Regions from separate parts of the Homo sapiens genome. Here regions 2 and 3 are each linked to region 1. Evidence: chromatin loops called from intact Hi-C (ENCODE). Cell type or tissue: endothelial cell of umbilical vein. All regions are shown on one strand.

Region 1 (2,500 bases):
CCACAAAACATCACAAGCTTATTTGCTTAACCCAAAGGCCAGATAAATCCAAAACTGGACCGAGGTCCATGACACTGGCCTCTGACCACTATGCCCAAAGCTCCACAGACACCCTCTTGGGGTTTTAAACAGAGACTTCTGGCCCCTACAAAATGAACAGACTCCAAAGGACGGCCATGGAATACTGTCTCTGTCCCTTCACTAGAGAAAGTATCTATTATAAAATGTGAGTGTTGCAACCCCAGAGTCAGTCATAAGGGCTATGATTAAAGGTCTTGAGCACTCAGGACAAACAAAATTCATCACTCCTTCCCTCTAAGGCAGCTCACTCCTAACCTCCATATGCAGTAGTAATTTCGTTTCTGAAAAGAAATGTAATGGTTTATAACACTCCGCAAGGGAGTTTAATGCACCATTCAAATTCTAACTCTAATCTGCTAGGTGTAGACATTGTTTACTCTCTGCCCAGAATGTAACAATATAACAACCATGTAAGATCCATATATTTTTGTGTATTTATTCATTTATAGCTGTTACATGGCCTAAACAGAAATAAATAAGATCCCAGAATCAGCCAACCTTGATTTCTTCCTCTCCTGTACCATCCCATTTAAAGATGAGTGGCCAAGTTCTGTAACCACATAACTAGCCCAATCTGGTTCAATTATGTGCAGTAAACTAGTAAGTTGTATTTCAGTTGCCATGAACCCCCAGGTTGTAGGTCAGGTAACTCGAGCACAGATGAACCCAGTGTGCCCAACGCGTGATACCAGAGGCAATCAGAACTAAAAAGTCAACCACAAGCAGAACCAAAGGGCTCTGATCAGGGAAAAGAAAGAATTAAGAAGCAAGCCTCGGCATCACCTCAGGGCATGAGCCAATCAGATCATGTCTTGGCATCACCCCACGGCATGCTCCAATCAAATCACACCTCCTGGCGTCACTTCGTTGCAAGATCCAATCAGATCACACTTCACTAATTATATTGCCTCATGGTAATCCCTCTGCCTATAAAACCTGCCCCAGCCTCCAGCTCAGGGAGACAGATTTGAGTGTTTCTTCCTATCTCCTTGCCAGTCGACTCCCAGTAAAGCCTTTCTTTTTTCAAAAGCCAGTGCCACAGTATTGGCTTCTATATACATCCAGCAGTGAGCCCACTGCCCAGTAAAACAGTTCTAGGGTTTCATTTCCCAACATAACTGTTCTCTCCACCTACAATGCCACCGTTCTTGTCCACGGTCTTGCTTTCTCCTAAGGGACGACGGCAAAAGCCAAACTAAATGGCCTCCCTGTCTCCAACCTCTACTTCCACTCCTCCCATCTCCCATACCCATCACACTTGCGTTGAAAGAAAACTCATATCCTCGCCAAGCTGCAGTGGTCTGACATGCAAACAGGAAAGTCAATTATGAGCTAACTTCCTAAGCACTTATGAAAATGGCAATGAATACACAAAACATTCTTTATAAACTGACAGGACTACATGAATCTTATAGAATAACAGGTATAAAGCAGTGTTACTAATGTTTTTTATTTGTTTTTGTTTTAAATATCATATAATACTGGTTGGGTGCAGTGGCTCATGCCTGTAAACCCAGGACTTTGGGAGGCCAAGGCAGGAAGACTGGTTGAGCCGAGGAGTTGGAAACCAGCCTGGGCAACATAGTGAGATCCCAGCTCTACAAAAAAAAATTTTTTTTAATTAGCCAGGTGTGGTGGCACGTGCCTGTCATCCGAGCCACTTGGGAGGCTGAGGTGGCAGAATCACTTGAGCCCAGGAGTTCAAGGCTGTGGTGAGCTATGATCACACCACTGCACTCTAGCCTGGGTTACAAAGCAAGACCCTGTCTCTAAAAATAAAAAAATTTAAAAAAAATCATACAATACCACTTAATTCATTTTGATACCATCATCCCAGAAACCACAGTACCATCCAATTTTGCCTAGGATAAAAACAAGGCCGAAAACTGATTTGCTGAAGACTTTAAGGTAAAATGCTATACAGTCGGAAACTGATAAACAGGAGTTTTACAACAAACAAGCTTTTTCTTACCAAAACATACATTTCTCCTGGGAAAGAGTCTTTCTGATTGTTTGATCCTTTTTTACCATCAGGTGATTCCTTTTCTTATCAATTCCTATAGAAAAGGTTGACTAGGCCAGTTGTGGTGGCTCACGTCTGTAATCCTAGCACTTTGGGAGGTGGAGGTGGGTGGATCACCTGAGGTCAGGAGTTTGAGACCAGTCTGGCCAACATGGCAAAACCCCATTTCTACTAAAAATACAAAAATTAGCCAGGCATGGTGGCAAAGGCCTATAATTTCAGCTACTGGGGAGGCTGAGGCACAAGAATCACTTGAATCCAGGAGGCAGAGGTTGCAGTGAGCCGACATGGTGCCACTGCACTCCAGCCTGGGCAACAGACTCTGTCTCAAAGAAAAGAAAAAGAAAAGATTGGCTATAGAATGCCCAAATTCTCCAGAGGTCATTTTTCTAGACA
Region 2 (2,500 bases), 99 kb before region 1:
TCACATCATTCTCCTGCCTCAGCCTCCCGAGTAGCTGGGACCCACCACTATGCTCAGCTAATTTTTTGTATTTTTAGTAGAGACGGGGTTTCACCGTGTTAGCCAGGATGGTCTCGACCTCCTGAACTCGTGATCCACCCACCTCAGTCTCCCAAAGTGCCGGGATTCCAGAAGTGAGCCACCGCACCCGGCCGTCTGTTTTTTTAGATGGAGTCTCTCTCTGTCTCCCAAGCTGAAGTGCAGTGACGCAATCTCGGCTCACTGCAACCTCCGCCTCCCGGGTTCAGGTGATTCTCCTGCCTCAGCCTCCCGAGTAGCTGGGATTACAGGTACCCACCACCACACCCACCTGATTTTTGTATTTGTAGTAGAGATGGGGTTTCACTGTGTTGGCCAGGCTGGTCTCAAACTCCTGACCTCAGGTGATCCACCCACCTCAGCCTCCCAAAGTGCTGGAATTAAAGGCATGAGCCACCACACATAGCCTATAATTACTTATATAGAAAGATATGACACTCTGTTAACAAAAAAAAAAAAGTAGAAATCAACACACAGGGCATCTTCTGGGAATGGAACAGCACATATATCAAGTTTCAATACGTAGTAATGATAGCTTATCAAATCTGTACTTTAAAGATGGTTCATCAATAAATGGTACTTGGGAATGACATAAAAATGAATGCTAAGTTATATCCCAACTGGATTAAAGAGTTGAGATTTAAACAACTGGGCTAGGAAAGAACCAGAAAATATACATAAGAATTTTTATATCCTAAGGGTCTAAGCATGACACTAAAAGGAGAATTCACAAAGACAAAAATTACTAGGTCTTAAAGAAAAAAGCTGTGAGCCTTATACTATCAGATTTTACAACTTAAAATTAACCCCTACGAGCCTTCTAGTTTCCAATGCAGCAAGAAAGTTGCTTGGAAGTCATCACTGTGTCTTAACAAGTAAAAAGCTGAACAAATTGAAAAATCAACAACTGTTCTTAGATCCATCAGAGAAGTGAGGTCACAGGGCAAACCTGCTGTCCCCATAATTGGAGGGAAAAACAGGCAGGCACAGAGAATCACAACTTAACAGGAGCAGAAACCTCCACAGAGACCAGCGCCAACACAGGGAAACTGAACTGTAATTGACGAAGTGCTGGAGGCTCAGTGTGGACAAGTCTGACACATAAAAATTCCAGACAGATCCAGTCATTAGGGGCCCTACACTTTTGTGAGTTTTACCTACTGGAGCTCTGCCAGATTCTCACAGTGAATATACAGGGGGAAATCCCTTGTGCTTCTGGTAAGGGGAGGGAAACAGGAACCATTTGACATGTGTCAGAGCATTGTGTTGATAACAAGGTCTGCTCTCAGGAGAACCGATTTAACCAGAACCTAACTTGCTTGGTTTTATCAGAGCCTAACTAACCAAGTGGAAGAGAAATACCCAACTCCAGCCAGCGCCGGCCTTCCATGTAAGAAAAGGGAAATAGCCAACTGCAGCACACTCTAGCCAACCTGTCCCAACGGGGAAGAAAAAACTGAGAAGTATTTGTGAAGTTCACAGTCCAGGGGTACAGCCTCACTAAAAGACTGAGACCTAGACTGGGCGCAGTGGCTCACACCTGTAATCCCAGCACTTTGGGAGGCCAAGGCAAGTGGATCATTTGAGGTTAGGAGTTCAAGACTAGCCTGCCCAACATGGTAAAACCCCGTCTCTAGTAAAAATACAAAAATTAGTGGAGCATGGTGGCAGGTGCCTATAATCCTAGCTACTTGGAAGGCTGAGGCAGGAGAATTGCTTGAACCTGGGAGGCAGAAGTTGCAGTGAGCCGAGATCGTGCCACTGCACTCCAGCCTGAGTGACAGAGCAAGACTCCGACTCAAAACAAAACAAAACAAAACAAAACACTGAGACCTAATCATAAGACTACAGAATGCTTCCCTTCCCCATATACCATACCATCACATTATTAAAGGTCTAGTGAGAGCAGTTCCTTTTACCCAGGATATCACATTCAGTAACAAGAAGTTACAAGGCACACTAAAAGGCAAAAAGCAAAGTTTAAAGAGATAGCACAAGCATCCAAACCAGGCTCTGACACGGCAGGGATGTTGGGATAACCCGACCAGATGCAAAGGGCTCCAGTGGATAAAGTACACAGCACACAAGAACAGATGGACAATGTAAACAGAGATCAAAATCCTAAGAAAGAACAAAACCGAAATGCTGGAGCTCTAAAACACTCTAACTTTGGAAATGAAGAATGGCCTTGAGACTAGACATGGCTGAGGACGAAATCTCTGAGTTTAAGGATTCTCAACAGAAACCTCTAAAACTGAAAAGCAAAATGAAAAAAGACTGAAATAAACCAGAATGGAATATTCAGGAGCTGTGGGATAACTACAAAGGGTGTAATGTATGTGTAACAGGAATACCAAGAGGAAAACAAAGAGAGAAAAGAACAAAAGTAGTATTTGAACAAATAATGACTCAGGATTTCCCC
Region 3 (2,500 bases), 1.0 Mb before region 1:
CCATTGTGGAAGGCAGTGTGGCAATTCCTCAAGGATCTAGAGCCAGAAATACCATTTGATCCAGCAATCCCATTACTGGGTATGCACCCAAAGGAATATAAATCATTCTATTATAAAGATACATGCACACGTATGTTTATTGCAGCACTATTCACAATAGCAAAGACATGGAACCAACCCAAATGCCCATCAATGATAGACTGGATAAAGAAAATGTGGTACATATACACACCATGGAATACTATGGAGCCATAAAAAGGAACAAGATCATGTCATTTGCAGGGACATGGATGAAGCTGGATGCCATCATCCTCAGCAAACTAACGCAGAAACAGAAAACCAAACTCCGCATGTTCTTACTCATAAGTAGGAGCTGAACAATGAGAACACATGGACACAGGGAGAGGAACAACACACACCGGGCCCTGTTGGGGGTGGGGGCGAGGGAGGGGAGAGCATCAGAATAAATAGCTAGTGCATGCTGGGCTTATTACCTAGGTGATGGGTTGATAGGTGCAGCAAACCACCATGGTGTACATTTACCTATGTAACAAACCTGCACGTTTTGCACATGTATCCTGGAATTTAAAGCAAAATAAAATAAAAAAGAAAAGAAAAGAATAGGCAGAATGGTATTTCTAGGGCAGTTACAGTGGGCAGTGTTGGATGGCGGAGGACGTGGCCCTGTCCTTGGTACACACAGGTGTGAGGGGATAAGGTACATTCTACGATGCTGGCTGTAGCAGAGGCTAGCCAAGGTCACCTTTCTCTTTTTAAATTTTATTTTATTTTATTTTAGACTCAGGGGCAGCATGTGCAGGTTCGTTACATGGATATATTGTATCCTAGTGAGGTGCAAAGGTCACCTTTCTTTGGTTTTGGCTGCAAAATTATTAACGCAGCCCTGTAGTCATACGTGTTGCCTCAGCCGACCTCACTGTACCTGGAATTCTGATTTTTTTTTTCCAAAAGGAAAAACGTTCAATGTTATTTTATTAAATGCAGAAGATAAAACGTTTCGCAGCACCGGGTCCAAGGAAGTGCAATACAACAGCAAAATGCAATGGCCGCAGCAGCTCAGTGATGGGCCGAGACTCGTCCCGTGTGGCGGAGATGCTGGCATCCCCCCTGTGGCTCCAAGCGCTGAGCTTGGCGGCGGGGACCTGGCGGCCCCGGCTCGGCTCGGGACAGGCAGGTGTGGGGAGCCGGCGGGTTGGAGGGCGTTTTGACGCTAGAGGGCGCTCGGTGCCCGGCGAGGGAGGCGGCCCAGGCCGGCGGGGGAGCGCGCGCCTCTGCACTTGCACCCAGCTCTCCGCTGCCTCCTGCCCTGTCTGCTCCCCAGCTCAGGACACTGTGGTCACAGCAATAGGAGCGGCGGTGCCTGGGCCGCTCCGAACCTAGGTCACCTGCTGGAGGAGGGAGAGGTCGCCTGCTGCTCTGCAGGAGGGCTTCCGTCTGCAAGGTGAGCTGGGCTGGCTGCAGCGCCTCCTCCTCCTTGCAGCCCTCCCTGCTACACCCCGGGCATTTCTTGCAAGCTCTCTGCCAACGCGTAAGACACCTGGGAGAACTAGGAGTTCATCCCCGGGGCCTGATGTGTCCAGGCTGTTGGTGTGGAAAGGAGTCTGTGCCAACAGACACCCGGGGTCACTGCCACCCCGGAAGCTGCTCTCACCCTTCCGAGGACCGGGAAAGCAAGTGTCCAGCAATGGGGAGCCTCTCCATTAGCCCGGCGGCCTCCTTGACTGCCAATCAGCAAGCCTGAGAGGTAGTGCCAGCAGAAGAACCGTTCGGGGGGCCGGGGGGTGCACCTCCAGCTCGGCCAGTCCTGAGAAGGGGCAGCTGTGGTAGCCAGGGCAAGTCACCCATCTTTCTGCAGTTCAGACCTCACCTGCAAAGTCTTAATTTTAGGATAGGATTTTCTAGATTGCTAGGGAAAAATATCTATGAAAATAAAGCCGATCTAAGGAGAAAAGGGAAAGAAGAAATAAAAAAAGCAAGGGAGAAATGGGAGGGCAGGAAGGGGGAGAAATGGAGGATGTCTCTGTCTCTGTCAAAAACCTAACTTTTGTCAAGATCATCATCCCTGGGCCCTCTCCTTAGTGCCAACCACTGGCATTTTAAATTTTGTTTGTTTATGTTAGAAATGGGGTCTTGCCGTGTTGCCCAGGCTGGACTTGAACTCCTAGGCTCAAGCAATCCCCCTACCTTAGCCTCCCTAGTAGCTGGGACTACAGGTGCACACCACCATCCCCAGCTTCTTTCTCTTTTTTTTCCTTCCTTCCTTCCTTCCTTCCTTTCCTTTCCTTCTCTTTCTTTTTCTTTTCTTCGTCTTTTCTTTCCTTCTCTTCTTTTCTTTCTATTCTTTCTTTATTTTCATTTTCTTTTCTTTCTTTCCTTTCTCTTTTTCTTTCCCTTTCTTTCTCCCCCTTTCCTTTCTCTCTCTCTGTCTCTGTCTTCTCTTTATTTTTTCTCTTTCCTTTCTTTCTTTCTTTCTCTTTTT

Evidence for each region. A loop is a pair of places that touch in the nucleus more often than their neighbours do. Peaks named below come from ENCODE experiments on the same cell type or tissue, not always from the same donor. Only the 100,000 strongest peaks of a DNase experiment are listed, where the experiment ranks them.
Region 2: a loop joins it to region 1, with 4 times the contacts of the local background. A loop is called at or near these places in 3 of 110 quality-filtered maps.
Region 3: a loop joins it to region 1, with 13 times the contacts of the local background. A loop is called at or near these places in 11 of 110 quality-filtered maps.

What each region holds. Positions count from the first base shown.
Region 1 is chr7:72,780,438-72,782,937 of GRCh38, forward strand. All of the region lies in intron 6 of TYW1B (tRNA-yW synthesizing protein 1 homolog B), which reads right to left. Among named protein-coding and RNA genes, the nearest start is that of TYW1B, 47 kb to the right of the region's middle. In endothelial cell of umbilical vein, no CTCF peak of the experiment used is centred here; a DNase peak (open chromatin) is centred at 1,404; H3K27ac peaks cover 764 bases.
Region 2 is chr7:72,681,692-72,684,191 of GRCh38, forward strand. All of the region lies in intron 11 of TYW1B (tRNA-yW synthesizing protein 1 homolog B), which reads right to left. Among named protein-coding and RNA genes, the nearest start is that of MIR4650-2, 15 kb to the right of the region's middle. RefSeq lists an enhancer at 1,103-1,252. In endothelial cell of umbilical vein, no CTCF peak of the experiment used is centred here; DNase peaks (open chromatin) are centred at 899, 1,240, 1,970 and 2,490; H3K27ac peaks cover 2,134 bases.
Region 3 is chr7:71,751,050-71,753,549 of GRCh38, forward strand. No RefSeq gene overlaps it. Among named protein-coding and RNA genes, the nearest start is that of MIR3914-1, 440 kb to the left of the region's middle. RefSeq lists silencers at 1,166-1,245, 1,286-1,355. In endothelial cell of umbilical vein, a CTCF peak has its summit at 1,209 (motif pointing right); no DNase peak of the experiment used is centred here.